2 separate regions of the Mus musculus genome follow, and region 1 is linked to region 2. Evidence: chromatin loops called from intact Hi-C (ENCODE). Cell type or tissue: heart. All regions are shown on one strand.

Evidence for each region. Hi-C counts contacts between places; a loop is a spot of excess contacts. Peaks named below come from ENCODE experiments on the same cell type or tissue, not always from the same donor. Only the 100,000 strongest peaks of a DNase experiment are listed, where the experiment ranks them.
Region 1: a loop joins it to region 2, with 2.1 times the contacts of the local background. A loop is called at or near these places in 7 of 42 quality-filtered maps.

Annotation. Positions count from the first base shown.
Region 1 is chr16:95,338,487-95,346,486 of GRCm38, reverse strand. No RefSeq gene overlaps it. Among named protein-coding and RNA genes, the nearest start is that of Gm31641, 83 kb to the right of the region's middle. In heart, CTCF peaks have their summits at 409 (motif pointing right) and 4,779 (motif pointing right); DNase peaks (open chromatin) are centred at 406, 1,326 and 5,056; H3K4me3 peaks cover 611 bases; H3K27ac peaks cover 2,075 bases.
Region 2 is chr16:95,287,272-95,295,271 of GRCm38, reverse strand. It overlaps Kcnj15 (potassium inwardly-rectifying channel, subfamily J, member 15), which reads right to left. Exons shown (of 4, transcript NM_001271691.1): 3 at 3,364-3,461. Among named protein-coding and RNA genes, the nearest start is that of Gm31641, 32 kb to the right of the region's middle. In heart, no CTCF peak of the experiment used is centred here; a DNase peak (open chromatin) is centred at 3,681; H3K27ac peaks cover 1,269 bases.

The DNA.
Region 1 (8,000 bases), 51 kb before region 2:
GAGAGAGAGCAGTAAATCCTGCCATTTCTTTGAAGCCTAACTTCACTTGCTGCCTTGGAGAGAGGACTGGAATTCACACTCCTTCCTTCCTTATGATTACCTTGCCCTAGGCCCTCTACAGAAGAACCAGGGTTGCTGTGGTGCCCCTTTCTCTCCTTTTTAAAATGAAACACAAGTATAAAAGATATTAATGGTCTGTTCTGTTGCTAAGCACATTTTACTGGCATACCCTCTGTGACATATTGCCAAGGTTTGTAAAGATGGCCTTTGTGTATGTATGACCTAGAGGGATCCAGCCCGGGGGCCGGGGGGGGGGGGCGCGCACGGGGATGGGGGGAGGGGAGACCCTGCTCTCTGCAGGTGGCAAGTCCTGGAATGGGATAAATCCTGTGTGACCACTAGGTGGCGGTAGAGTTTCATGTACCTGCCACTGCAGCTGAGCCACTAACCAGCTTACTTTTGGTAGCTTTACAGTTTGGCATGTCTTCGTTGGGTAATTTAGAAGCTACTTGTAATAGCTTCATGGAACACCCTAAGATTCTCAGATGTGTTTGTTGTGTGGGTGTTTACAAAGAAGCCCAGCTACAGGTCAGTGGGGCATAGCTCATTGTCTCAAAATAGAATCATTAGGACTTTAAAAAAATTAATTTTCTTAAAAATCACTTTATAATATCATCTCCACAAGTTGGGCATTGTATCACAGGAGATGGGAAATCCTGGATCACAGGCTCTCCACATGTGCCAGCAGGGTGTAGCTGTCCTTGGGTGCTTTCAGAAACCCCCTAAGCATCAGAGCATGGGAGCAAGGAGACCTGGATGGTCTCAAGGCTACCTGCTGCTTACTAAGCAGGGCCTGTTTCAGATACCAGGCCCATCAGTCCAGGACTTTAGAATCCACATCTACAGATTATTGTCCAGGAACTCTGCTTTCTCCCTGGCCAAGCATACCCTAGGGCTCCCACGACCTGTCCTGTCTGTCTTGCTTCCCCTGCCCCAGCACCAGGGAAAGGTAAATTTTCGGTGGCTCCAACCTGTGCCCACAATCCCCAGGACAAAGAAGCATCCTGATTTGGGGCCTCTTAGGTCAGTGTAGGCAAAATGCTGTCAATTGCTGTTGAAGACCTCTTGAGTCCCCTCCTCTGTCACAGCCAACCAAAGGCCCCACATTCCCGAGCTCAAAGGCCACGTTGCTCACTGAGGTCATCCTAGGCCTTGTTCACCTCAGAGCTCTCCCTTCTCTCCCCCTTTCTCTCCTCCCTCCGCCTCGCGTTCTTGGTTTGTGGAGTAAGGGAGAAGCACCTGAGAAGCCTTCCTGCTTAATCCCAAGAGGAGGCGGATGACGCCCTTGTGGACTTCCTTTATTTTGTTTCTGCCCCCAAGCTTCCTTGCTCTAAACAAAGATCATACAGGGGCTGGGGGCGTGGCTCAGTTGGTAGAGTGTTTCCCTAGTGTGGTCGAAGACTGTTTTCTTTTCCCATAGCTGCATACACCTGGCATGATGGAGCACCGCTGAGGTGCTAGCACTCAGGAAGATCAGAAGCTAAGATCATCTTTAGCTACGTAGAAAACTGGAAGGGCAGCCTGGACTACCGGAGACCCTGTCTCTCAACACAAACATCAACACAAACGAGCACACAAACAAAACCACGACACCAATGATGAAACAAATATTGAAAATTAATCTGTATAACCTCTCCTTCCCTCCCTCCATCACCTCTTCTTTCCCTCTTGTCTCCCCATTCCCTTTCCTCCCTCCTTCCCCTCTTCTCTCCCCTCCCCCTTCCCTCCCTCCCTCCCTCCCTCCTCTCTTCTCTCCCTCTCCCCCTTCCCTCCCTCCCTCCCTCCCCTCTTCTCTCCCCCTCCCCCTTCCCTCCCTCCCTCCCCTCTTCTCTCCCCTCCCCCTTACCTCCCTCCCTCCCCTCTTCTCTCCCCTCCCCCTCCCCTCCCTCCCTCCCCTCTTCTCTCCCCTCCCCCTTACCTCCCTCCCTCCCCTCTTCTCTCCCCTCCCCCTCCCCTCCCTCCCTCCCCTCTTCTCTCCCCTCCCCCTCCCCTCCCTCCCTCCCCTCTTCTCTCCCCTCTCCCTTCCCTCCATCCCTCCCCTCTTCTCTCCCCTCCCCCTTCCCTCCCTCCATCCCCTCTTCTCTGACATTTTGTCACCTGATTTGGCTTGCCCTCTCCTCCACTTTGTGCTCCATCAGTGCCAAAAGGTGGAGGATTCTCCGCTCTGGATTGCAGTGCGTGTAATAGACCTTCCTCACATCTGAACCCGAGCAGAGCCGGAACGTGTCAGCATGTGTCCCTACATGTATGTCTCTGGGCTCCTGCCTGTATGAGTCAATTTCATGCAATACTGTCTAGCTCACACTCTGTGGGGAAGAGAGTGAATATAGTTTTTCTTTAATTAGAAAATGACCCTAAAGAAGAAGAAGCAAGGAGAAGCCCTGGCTGGGCAGATTCACTTATGGTCACCAGGCTGTGCGGAGGGGGGGGGGGGGGGGACGGGGACGGGGACATGGCAGTCATTGGAACTATGCCTCTTGCAGATTGTCAGGCCTCACCTTCCAAGATCCAGTCACTGTCTCCATGTGAGGCAAGGAGAACCATATCACTAGACAGAAAAACTGGGAAGGTCGGGCAGATTAAGAAATCCCAGCAAGTCTCACAATTGATAACAGAAGGCGATTGAATCTGCTCCCAATCCAGTTCCTGTGCCGGAGCACGTGACCACGACACCCCACTAAGAAGACCGTGGCAACTGGTCATGTAGCTTAGAGCCTAGAGTTCTCCATGCTAATGGGGTATCTAGACGGGCCGCCTCAGGGTTTAGCCAATAAGGTTCCCTTTCCCAGACATTCCCTCCTGCAAAAGGTATTTAACCTCTGGTCCACCCTGAGTAAGTTGTATGCATCCATTTTTCCACTATGAATAAACAATTTGAACAAGCAAGGACTGTCTCTCTCATAAGACCTGATGTGGGGAAAGGCCTTCATTACAGAGTCACACGGCGCAGAAGGCCCCTGAGCTCTAGACGTTCACTCTAGGCTAAGTCAGATTCCCCACACCCTCCAACCCTAGGCTCAGCACTGGCCTGAGGGGGCCCATTCCCATCTCATGAAGTCCAGCAGCGTCTGGGTGCCTGGGAGCTTTGAGAACCACAGCCTTGGCTCCAGCCTGTGCGGTTTCTCACCGGGGTTGGGGTCCCCATCTTAGGCTGCCTTCCATCTTCCCTGAGCGAGTATCAAGTGTTCCAGACACCCAGATGGTGATGAAGATGGAACGTAGCCTAGCGCCCCTGCATTTTGTCTTCCGGAGCGGCGTTCACACACCCCAGCGGCGAGGCGGAACATGGACCCACATCTCCACTATATCACTGGGCTTTCCCTATGGGACTTGCTACTCCACTGAATAACAGGGCAGAGGGGCAGTCTCTGAGGGGAAGAGAGCCAGCCCAAGTGGCCCAGTGGTGCTGCCCTCAGGGTTTCCAGTAATAGCAGAGACCAATTCTTTGATGCCCTCAGGAAGAGCATGATGGCAAGACATCTCTGTGGTCACAGACTTGTGGTTCTTCACAAAGCGTGGGTCTGGACTCCCAGCATCCTTCAGTCTGTGTAGGTTCATTCTCTATTGCTCCATCAGACGCCTGCAATTTTAAAGGGCTGATTTCTCTGAGTGAGAGAGTGCGGGTAGAAAGGAGACCTTCGCGTAGTAGAGCACCGTGAAGCTGCGGTGTGACGCTCTCCCACAGAGCCTATTTCCCTGTTTGGATAACGGCAATTTATTATTCCATTGCCTTTAAAGATGGAGTCCATCATTCCGATTAATTTAACTGGGGAAATGTATGCATGTGATCTAATGGAGCAAACAGGCATGGGGAATGATTTTAGTCAGACTGCCCGGAATGGTCTTATTTTAACACAGTACATAATGGCCTCTGCTCACTTAGTAGCCAATTGTTAAACGAGGTGGCCAAGGAAACTGAGTCTGGCCAGGCAGAGAAGAGGCTGGTCCTATCTCTAGTTCTGCTGTAGGCTCCACCCTTGCTCCCAGGTGCCCCCAGCTGAGTCTGAAAATAGGGTCCTGGTTTCTGGGTGTCTGACTATTCCGGGTGGCTTCTGCAGTCAGCCTTGTTATGGACAAGGAAACTGAGGCGACAGGGACTCTCACCTGCCTAAGTCACCACGTCGAAACAGAACATTGACTGGAGGTGGAGTTCTCAGTTCCGGGGCCAGCACCTAACTGCCTTGCCACAGAGCTTTGAACAGTCTGTGAGATGAAAGGGCCCTCTACTGGAAGGGGGAGCATAAAACACTCACAGAGTCCTCACTATAGAGGCTGCGCTTAATCAGACAGTCAGGGAAAGGCTTGCATTGGGAAACAGAAGGAAGACACGCAAAACCCCGGTAAAGAGTGATTACCAGAGGCTGAGATAGAATACATACAGAATTAAAGCACTAGCTCAGTATGCGTAAGACTCTGGCTATATCCCAGGAGGTACAGGAATATAAGAGGAAAAACTGCAGGTAAGGTAGCTCGTGCCTGTTGATCCCAGCATTTGGGCAATGGAAGCAGGGGTATCAGGAGTTCAAGGTCACCCTCTGCTACACAGCAAATTCCAGGTCAGCCTGGCTGGAAAAACTAAGAGTGAGAGGAGATTGGAAAATGACAGAGGAAAAGAAAAGAAAACTGTTAGAGCCTTGAGGTTCCAAGATTGGCGCAAGACACACTATGCCTGCCGGAAACCAGCTTTCTTCCACGGGGACGTCAATACCGCGATGTTCCAGAAGGTGGTGCCAGTGTTTCCTAAACCAGCTCAGCACCTCCGGTAGCACTCTTTACCCTTATCCCATCCTTTGTGGGTAGCTTTGGTTTTAAACAGAAAAAGCCTTCGCCTCAACCCCAGGCTGTGGGGAAAACACGCCCTCTGCTGGCGGACTCAGACCGTGTGTGTGTGTGTGTGTGTGTGTGTGTGTGTGTGTGTGCGCGCGCGCGCGCGTACAGTGCACCCAAGCTGTGCTTTGACAGGAGGATCTGGAGACAGGGAGGTTGAAGGGAACCCAGACCTGGGAGCAAGCCCAACTTCTCTCAGCCAAGGCTCTCTGAATAGATGGTTGTTATTTTAGTCCCTACTGCACAGGCCAGAAATGAAGCTCAGACAGGACGCAGCCTGCTAAGGTGGCAGGCCCATCCAGAGCGAGGCTGGCAAGCCTGGTCTTCCCAGCCTGCTGTCAACAACCCACAAAGCTCCTTGTGTACCCAGTAGTCAGTGCGTTCAGAATGTCACCAGAGGGGGATGACGGAAAAATCCCAGTGCTAATTTGTCTTCGTAGTGTTTGCTTTTGTCCTGAAGGCGGAAGCTGATCCTATTAATTGAGGGTTTCAATTAGTTGCACTCAGGCTAACTCTAGGTTTAGTGCGATCCCTTCCCCTTCCCGATCCCCCAGTGACGAAGTGCCTGTAATCTCCGAGGCTTAATATCCTTTACAGGAACTGTGAATAAGCTTGAGTTTTAGGAAGAGGAAGGCAGTGAAAAAGGAGGCCTCTCATTCCAAGGTCCTTAGTCCCACCCTGCAGTGTCATCCACTGGCTAAAGCTTTAGATGTTAAAGATCAGGCTGAACGTGAAATCTGTCTCTCTGTCTCTGTGTCTCTCTCTCCTCCCTCTCTCTCTCTCTCCTCTCTCTCTTTCTCTCTTTCTCTCTGTTTCTCTTTGTATCTCTCCTCTCTTCTCTCTCTTTCTGTCTCTCGCTTTCTCTGTGTGTCTCTCTGTCTGTCTCTGTCTCTCTGTGTGTCTTTCTCTCTCTTTTCCCTTTCTCGCTGTATCTTGCTGTCTCTGTCGCTCTCTGTGTCTCTCTGTCTCTCTCATCTCTTCTCTCTCCTTTCTCTCTTTCTCTCTCTGTCTCTGGCTCTCTGTCTGTCTCTGCATCTCTCTCATCTCTGTGTGTCTCGCTGTCTCTGCCTTTCTGTATCTCTCTCCTCTTTTCTCTCCCTGTCACATCCTACTTCCCCAGTCTCCCACTCTCTCTTCTCTCTATCCCTTTGTCCATTCCTTCCATCTTAATCTCTTTCCCTCACTGCCTCCTTCTGTCTTCTCTGCATCCTTTTATTTCTTTACCTCTTCCTTCTTCCTAAACTCCTGTGTTCTCCTTTCTCTTCTTTCTCCCATTTCTCTCCTTTCTTCTTCTCCCCTCCTTTCTTCCTTCCTTTGTTTCTCTCTTCCCTCTGTCTGTCTGTCTTTTTTTCTCCAAGGTACTGACTGGTAGGGAAGGTACAGTTACCACAGCTGACACCGAGGAGACCAAAGATTCTTAGAGTTTAATGTGCCCTGAAGGAAGTAGCTTTAAGATCTTATAAAAGACAGACTCGGGTGTGGGCCCAGGGTGAGCCTGAGGTCTTTCTTGTCTGGCAAAAGCTCCTGAATGCTTCTGAGCCAGCAGTCCAGGCGACAAGGCATGTGGCGCTATCAGAGGATGCAGTGTAGTGTGGAGGGGCTAAGGGGCTTCTGACTGTTGTTAATGAAGCCTGGCTCTAGAGGGTAACCAGAGGCTCCATGACAGCTACTTTCAACCAACTTCTCTGAAACCAGCAGCTTTGAGCATGGCTGTTGGGAATGCTTTGAGATCAACAGGCTCTCGTCAAATCAGAGTGGGGATGGGAGGGCCAGAAATGTAGGAGGACAGGGCGAACAGCTGTCACTCTCTTAGGAATCTTCTCACTGGATATTGGGTATGTCAGTTAACTACCCATTACTGTCATAAAATACCTTAAGCTGATAACCTTACAAAGAAAAGAAATTCACTGGGAAGTTGCAAGTCTAAATAGCCTGGTCCCAGCTCAGGTGAGTGTTCTCTCAACTGTATTCCAACATGGAGAACAGGTTCTTTGCAGAGGCATCTGTAAAAGAACGTGGCGAGGTGAGGAAACCAGAGACACACCAAGGAAGGCCAGGCTTGGTCTTCTAAAATACCCTGCTCCTTACAGGAAAACTGCACCAACCCCCTCTCAAGAGCAGAACCCTCTTGAGATTACATCCCTGACATTTGGTCCATGAGAGGATACACTTAAACCCCAGCAATGGAGGAAGGAGGGTGACTGGCTTGTGCTGTCTCAGAGAGGACTTCACCCAGGCCCTAGGTCCTCTTAACCAAGAGAACCAGTTGACACTGCACATGTGACCCTAGGGTTGTTTCTACTGTGCTGGGCAATCTCAGGGGCAGCCCTGGGTGCATCTGGTTTACTGGGTATGAATGCCCCTGCCGCCTCCATGAGTAGCTCCCTCTAAGTCAGGCTTGAGGCTTTTCCTTCAGTCTGGCTCACTTGGCCATAGGTGCTGCTGGGTGGAGCTCTGAGTTTACCCTGCCCCTCCTTTACATTAGCTGGCCCACAGCTCCAGGTATGGGTCAGTACTGAGCCCCGAGATGAGACCTGGGTCCTCCTCGTGGCCACTTGCCTCCCTGTCACTGAGCAGTGTTACTCGGACGGTACCTTCTTTTAGATCATCTATTTATTCATTGATTATTTGCCAGTATATATCACAATTTGAGCATGTTCCTCAGGCCCCCTCCAACCCACCGCACACCCCCCCATCATTCCAGAAAGAACTTAGTGTCAGGACTGGTCTCTGCTCAGCCCTTACTCGGGCCTCTTCTCACAGATGTTGACAGTCACTCTACAGGGACTCTGTGCTTCCTGGTGCCAAGGCCTCACTTGAGAACAGAGTCTGCATCAAAGAGGTGCCTCATGCTGTTCTCATATCCTTCCTGCCTCCACCCTAGGAATCAGGGTGGGCTCTTGGCTCTTCCTAGGAGCCTCTGCCACCCTCACAAGGTATAGGAAGCACTCTCTTGACCCATGTGGGCTTTGAGTGTCTCAGAGACCATCCTGACATCTCTGGTGCTGGGGCCTGAACTTTTCTCAGACCCCCCAACGTGCTTTTTTTCCCTCTGTCTGTTCGTGTTCTTATCCCTCTGTCTGTCTGTCTATGATGTTAACTCTTCCAGTAAC
Region 2 (8,000 bases):
AGTGGAACCATTCCTTAGTCGGGAGACCCTGATTCTGCAGCTGATTGCCTCTACCAAGAGTAGAGAAAGTGGGCTAAGCAGCCATGTATTCTGTGCACCGTTTCTCCAGTGTAGGTATGATGTGACCAGCTGTATCAGGTTCCTGTCTCTGTGACTTCCTCCCCATGACGAACTGGAATCTGATTTTTAGTTAAAATAAGCCCTTTTTCCACTTAGTTGCTTCCCACACAGAAGATTTATGTGCATATATGTGTGTTGGGAGATTGCGTCTGCCAAGGTCAGAAGAAGGAATCAGATTCCCCAGAGCTATAAAAGCTACATGTGATGGTGACTGACTGACTTGGGCGCTGGGAACTGGGTCCTCTGCAAGAGTAGAGCATCTTAGCTCCTGAACCTTCTCCCCATGATTCCTCTCAGTTGTTTTTGTCATGCTATCTAGCAACAGGAAGTAAAACTGAGACAGTTTCCAGGGACTCCCTGTTTCGAGAGCGCCCTATAGATATAAAACCCAGCTGTGAGCCATGATTCCTTCATGGAAATGACAAACTGTCTGCATGCAATCTGTGCATATCATCCTCAGTACTTTAAACCATCTCCAGATCATTTATTGAACTTAACATGGTATGCATAATACATGGTGAAGTAGTACTGTGCTGTCTGCTTGGGGAATAATTATTAGAACAATGTCTGCATATGTCTAGGGCAGGTGCAACTGCACCCAGTATCTTCATGCCTGGGCAGCTCCAACCTACAGATAGAGAACTCAAGAAGTCGAGGGAACACTGAGTGTGGATGTAAGGAAGGAAGGAAATAGAACTGTGAGAACCAGGCTAGCTGACTTGAACCAGAGCTGTGGAAGCAGCTGAGTAAGGGACCTAAGCTTTGAAAGAACTAGCGGAGATGAAACTCTTGACTCTGCAACTGTCTATGTGAGGCAGCACAAACTTTCAGCCTCTCTAGACCTCATCTCTTTAATTTTTAACTGGGAGTAAGTCCTTTATGCCAGTGTGGGGTTTTTACCCCATCCTCAGTACCAACCTCTGTCATTGTTTGCTGTTTGTTGCTTCGGTAAAACACTGATGAAAAGCAACTTCGGGAGGAAAGAGTTTATTTCATCTTACAGGCCACAAGTCTTTGTGAGGGAAGTCAGGGTAGGAAGCCAAGGCAGGAACTAAAGCAGAGACTGTGGAGGAACTCTGTTTATTGGCTTGCTTCCTCGGTCTTGCTCAGCTACCTTTCTTATACAGCTCAGACCTACCTGCTAGAGGATGGTGCTGCCCACAGTGGGCTGGTACCTCCAACATAAATCACCAGTCAATAAAATGCCCCATAGACCTGCCTACAGGTCAGTCTGGTGGAGGCAGTTCCTCAATTGAGATTGCCCCTTTCTGGGTAATTCTGTACTTATGATTAGGTAAAGCAGAACTATGACAGTCATGATTAAATTAGCGCCTTCACAAAGCCTTATTCTAAAAACATAATAAGTTATTTTTTTCTCTTGATGATACCAGAAGTTATGCAAATATCTTACAAAAGTGTTACCAGCATTTATGTACAGTCAGCTTCAATGATTTATCATGATAATATTTATTTAAAGCTTGCTTGGCCAGATCCAGAACTTATCTTACATATGAAATTATAAATGTCAGATTGACTACTCATAAAATAGTTTGGGTGTAGCAATATTATCCCAAGTTTTCAGAGACAAAGCAGTATCGATACATATTTAGACCTCCCTTTTAACTTGCATATGTTGGAGCAAGTTCATTTATGCCACCCTCGTCCAAGTGAATAACTTAGCATTATGGTTTCTCCTGTTTCTGATGACATTTAGGAAAAGCCCAATTATCAAGCAACTAAAGCCCTTCCAGTAGCAAGTAATTAAACTTCCTGAACATCCCCAGTGCTGTGCAGGTTATTCTTAGACAAGCGCTACCAATGTCACTTTAGGTGTGATATTTAGGTACACACACAATTCTGCTCCATTCTTTAGATCAAAATAGAGCCAGCTGGAGAGTCTATTTTAAGAACAAGCAAAAGGATATGTAGTGGAGAAATCTAACGCAGTCGCAGAAAAGAAACAAACCTACCGAGAAGTAGCTCTAGGCTCCCCGCTCAGCCCCAGGGAGCACTTTGCCCTGCCTCGGCAGCCAGCAGCCAGGGAAGAGCTGGCCTCAAGGCCCCAGAGCATCTTATAGCACCTGCCTGCTGACGGAAACTGATGACTCCGACATTCCTCGGAAAAGATAACGTTGGCGATTACAGGGGAACTCTACCTGACTGGCATGGTTTTCCCCTACCTCATTGGCATTCTAAGAATCGGGGGGGGGGGAATCTCCCCTTTGAAAAGCAATAAATGGGTATGCATTATCTTATGATTCAGGCACTAATCGTTCTGGTAGAGGGGCATTTTGGCAATAAAATTCATTTTAGAATGAATGCAGGCAAATCTCTTCATGGAAACAAGAGTCCCCATTGAAGGCCAGCACCTGCTCAGGATGTAAAATGGTGCCACAGGCCATTAAATCTTCCTGTTTCATTGTGAACACCCCTTGAAATGGTCTTTTTGAAATTTTTTTTTCTTGAAAAGACATGTTTTGTTTTCATTGAAAGGAAGAGTGTAAGTTACTTAGAGCTTCAACTTCTTGAAGCCTACTTTACACTTCCTAGGATCTATTCCTTAGAGCCAGGGACATTGCAGGAAGCTTGGAAGTTCCTTCTTGTGCCCCAGACCATACTCTTTAGTTTATAATGAGGGAGAAAGTAACCCTGCTGAGGCTTGGAAAGGGCCTACCATGCTGAATGCAGAGGCAGGCTGTGGCAGGAGCTCTGCCACAGGCAAGCACAGCTTACCTGCAAGTGTGCAAGCGACCGGCTGTGCTTAAGGAGAAAGACAGAGGAAGGAGAGCTCTGGGGAACAGGCATGCCACTCAGCCCACTGAATCCAAAACAAGGGCTTAAGTTTTTCCAGGACAAGTGAAACGTGAGTGTCCTGCACACCGAAGAGGTGCTTCCTTCTGTACAGCGCTTTCCAGATTCTGGGGACTGTGGCCTTGTTCCTGGGGCTTCTGTTTCTCCCTCTGTCTCTCCCTCATTCTTGCTGGGGGGGGGGGGGGGTTGAACTGGCTTGGGGTGAACCGTGTGCCTTCCTGTTTCTGGTAAGCTCTGGCTGCAAGCCTGAGCACCTGGCTTTGGGATCCAAGCAATCAGGGCTTGGGACTTGTGGCCTCCTGCAAGTGCATGGCTCAGGATCTCTCTGAGGGGGAAACAAGAGCTAAGGGAAGGTTGCAGGGCAGCCATCTCCTCTATCCTCCAACCCCTGCCCCCAGTCTATAGCCCTCTGCCCTCCAAGCCCTTTACTACCTGGTCACTCACTCTGTAGGTCAGGAATCTTCTGCAGGGTAAGTGGCGCGTCCTCGCTCCCCTTCTCCCACCTGGCTACCATGGGGCTCTGCTATGGCCTGAAAGAAAGAGGAACAGACACGTGCTGTTCACAGGTAGAACGGAGAGCACCCAGCCAGCCTGGTCCCTGAGGATTCCTTTAGAGCACTGGGTGTGGCATTTACCTTCAAATCCCTGGCCATCTGGCAGGATGCCCAGGACAGGCTACATGGCCAAGAATTTTTAAGAATGAAGCCCCGTTGCTACCACCACAGCCTTCGCTAGGAATCCAGCCCCTGGAGGGAGCTCATTGGCAAAAGGCACTGGAGAGAAGGGTCAACCCACCCCCACCAAGGCTGTAGTGATCCAAGCAGGAGGCAGGAAGGGGAAGCGCAGAGGAAGTAAACAGCGCACAGTTGAGGGGAAGAGTCCGGAATAGTCCCGCCGCCTGTGGAAATTCATTGCTACTCTTGAGATACAGAGTTAGGTAAAAAGGGCTGTTAGCACCATCTCAAAAAATGACAGAGACTCTAGAAGAGGAGACTGGAGCCTGGGAGGTGGGGGAAGGCTCAGCTGGGGAGCCAGGGGAGGAAGGAGGTGCAAAATTATAGAAGGCAGACCAGTACTCTTCCCCATGCACCCCCAAGGCTGTGGGAGCCACACCAGTGTTTTTCCCAAACCGCCCCCCACCCCCATTATCCTGTGCTCTGTGTGATCTGGTCTAAACTTAAGGAGCTTTTTAAAATTCTTTTTTGAAATTCATTCATATTCTCTCTCTCTCTCTCTCTCTCTCTCTCTCTCTCTCTCTCTCTCTCTCTCTCTCTCTCTCCCCCTCCCCCTCTCCCTCTCCTTCTCCCTCCCCCTCTCCCTCTCCCTCTCCCTCCCTCCCTCCCTCCACCCTCTGTGTGTGTGTGTATAATTTACCAATCATTTATCAACCAGTTAACAATCGCCTGCCGTTTTCCTAATTTTTATCTACTATCTATAATCTACGAGTCATCTCTACAGCATCTATCAAATAAGCAATTAATCTACTATCTATCTGCATATCGTCTATTACCTGGCTACCCATGTTCTCCATCCAGCCACCTTCCTTGTCTGTTTTCTATTTTTCTCGGTCAACCTTTGCACCTTCGTGTCTGTCTCAGGTTCACAGGTTTCAGATTGCCGATCAGTCCTTTATTTACAGTAGTTACTGGTTTATAGTTACTATATTCCTCCTCTCAGCCCCTTCAGCCTAACAGATACCAGATCTTAGTGGGTCCACTGCATGGCTGGAGCACAGGCCTTTGCTCATTGCTCTGCTGAGACTGGTAATCTGCCTTGTACACACCAGTTTGGCTGTTTGATTCACTGGCTTCTACACTTCACAGACTTTCCTCTAGTTCCTCAGCAGCCTTCTTTCAAGAAGTGAACTTCTCGGGGATGGAGGGAGAGATGGCTCAGTGGTTAAGAGAACTTGCTGCTCTTGCAAAAAACTTAAGTTTGATTCCCAGCAGCTACAAACAGATCACAGCCATCTGTAACTCCAGTTTCAGGGGGTTGGAGCCCCTCTTCTGGCCTCCATGGGCGCTACATACACGTGGTGCACATACATTCACACATGCACATTACATAAATACATGACATTTAAATAAAGGAATCTACTTCTTGCACACCTATTTTATGTTATTGCCTTTGGTTTCTATCCCCCCCCCCTCAGTGGTTCTACAATCAGCATGGCTTATCTTCTAAAGTGTTAAGAGACATCCATAATTTTCCACAAGCTAATTATGAGTGATCTGATAAATGGGCTTTTGTGAGGTGTTCCCTCTTTTAATCCTCCAGAGTGCCACCCATGACAAACAAGCAGGGTTAGTCTCTGGGAATAGCATTTAGTTTCCCAGGTTTCTCATGCTGCTGAGGCTTCCTGGTTGGGATGATAATTCTCAGAACTATGATACATTCACTGAAGTCCTCGAGTCAGGATTGTCCTCTCCTACCGCCAGCCAAGAAAGACACAGGGCATGAATTTGTTTAGCATTTGCTCTGTGGTACACCGTTTGTTTTCTGGAGATAAAGGAGAGAATAAAGTCTAGTTTGTGAATGAAACTAAGCAGCAGGCACACTGTGGAAGGCACTTGGATGCAAGAAGAGCAGAGGAGAGCTGTGTTTGCAATGCTGGGAATAATCAGGGTGGCAGGAAGTGGAAGAAAAAAAAAAGTTTAACAGAGAGATGGGTCCCTTGTAAGAATGGAGGATCTGGGAAAGAGGCAGAGAACACTGGGCTTATCCTTGGCTGAAAGTAAACAACCAGGAAGCTGTGGCCAATTAGAGGAAGCATGTCACGGGCAGGAAGCATACAAAGTGCAGAAGATGCAGATAGATTAAAATAATATAGTAATACACAATTAAGTCAGAAAGCCCTGGATAACAGTAGTGGCGGGTAGAATCCACATAGCTAATACAACATGGCAGCCACCCCTCAGCCATGAGCTTGCCACGTGGGGCCTTTACTATGCATCACTGCAGTCCTTCAAGGGGAGCACTGCCACATATGTTCAAAGAGGGGGTGTGGGGAAGTGACTTATTCAGGCTCCCAACGCTGTGTTGGGGCAGAGCTGGGCTCCTTGAGCCACATCTTTTACTGGCCTGGCAGGGCTCTGGGTTCAGGCCTCAGAACCAACCAGAAGATTCAAAGTCAAACAATGTGCATGGCTAATGGGGTCCTATGTGACACTGCTGCTCTGGGCGCATGCTCGGTTTCCAGCATGGTGGGATGTACAGGATCCCACGTGACACTGCTGCTCTGGGGCATGCGCGGTTTCCAGCATGGTGGGATGTACAGCTCCATTTCTTTAGGATATGTCTTGCTCACCCTGCTTTCTGTCAGCATCCTGAGTAATACTGTTGCCCAGGTGTTGAATGTACCTGCATATTTCTTCAGGGATATCCAACTCCTTCATCCTTGTAGGTAAAATGCTACTCCCAGTGCCCAGAGCCAGGGACGAGGCTTTTAGTATCAGAAATATATAGATATTCTAGAAAAAATGTGCCATATTATTTATATTTATTTTACAGATATTAATATGTCAAATAGGTCATAGAGCATATATATGTATATGTATATATATACACACACACATATATATATAGTCAAATATATACCAAATATATAAATGTTATAAAATTTATATTAATATATCATATTAGTTATTTGTGCAGTACCAATAACTCTAAAATTAATCTACACTAATTGTATAAATGTTTTATTTATATGTTGTGTTAAATAAGTACTTTACTATAACATAAATAATTCTAGAAAAAAATAAGTACAGAGATATTTTTAACTCTCACAACAAATTTCACCCATTAATTTTGCTAACCCACACCTATTTACACAGTACCTTTTTTTCTAGTTCTCAAAAATAGAATCTTCCTCCTGCCACAGATACTTTCTTAAGAAAAATAGATTCGTTTAGGAATCATTTTTCCCCTCCTGGTTAACACAGCTTTAGGACTTTCTAAAAGTTTGAAATTAGTTTTTTATTGAATTTTGTAAGTTTTCTCTGTTTTTATCCTGGGAAAACACCATGTGTTCTGTGGTAAACAAGATGGCAGAAAAAAATATGCATGTTTCTCCTTCTGGGAATGCAGTGTCCTGCTTTTCTCAGGTGTCTGGTGTCCCTGTTCCATGTCCTCTCAAAGGGCTGGGAACAGGTGGAGAATGAGACCCGAATCACTTTAAATCTTGCTTTTCTGGACCAACAAAATGCAAAGGCTCCGACTTAAACTCTGACAAGAGTTTAACCTCTTGCTGATATGAAAAGCTTGGGTACCAGCTGTTTCTGACACACTGGTATTTTTGATGACCTACAAGCCCAAAGATTATGTAGATTAAATTTCATGTTAAGTAGACACAGGATTAAATATTAAGTAGGAAAAAAGTGCTTAACAAGAACTTGTTCAGGGTTCACTGAGCTCAGAGGGTTTAAAAGTAATTGAAAATAAACCCAGCCAGGCTTGCTGTCCTTTGGACCCTGTGACGGGCCACATGGACACATCAGGGGACCTTCACTATAGTCTTGGACCAAATTCTCTCCTCTTCAAAAACCACCTCCCATTCAGTTCAAAGCCTGGCTGAGTTCTGAACCCAGTTCTTAAGTTCACCAATACAGGGTAGGACTCCAGTGGCTTTGCCCACACACACCAGCATATTCACAAGCCAGTTGTCCGTGTTCTGTGCAGGTGGAGCTGTGTCAGACTTTGGCGACCGTGTGTGTTTGGATGTAGATTCCCGTTAGTCCCACTTTTCTGCTGGATCTTGTAAAGGGTCCTTACCTAGGCTGGCCCCTTTGAGCGGGATGTGTTTCTGCTTCCTGTGTAGGGAGGTCATGTGACTTTTCCAAGCCATGACCTGTGTGTGGCAAAGGCTCACCATGCCTAAGCAGAGGCACTGAACTCACGAAGAGGTCTTGCCCCTGGGATGCTCCTCAGTTCCTCCTTATTCTGGGGCAGGGGAGGAGGAGAAGGAGGAGGAGGAGGAGGAGGAGGGAGAGGAGGAGGAGGAGGAGGAGGAGGAGGAGGAAGAGGAGGGAGAGGAGGAGGAGGAGGAAGATGTTCAGAGCTGGACCATGGCA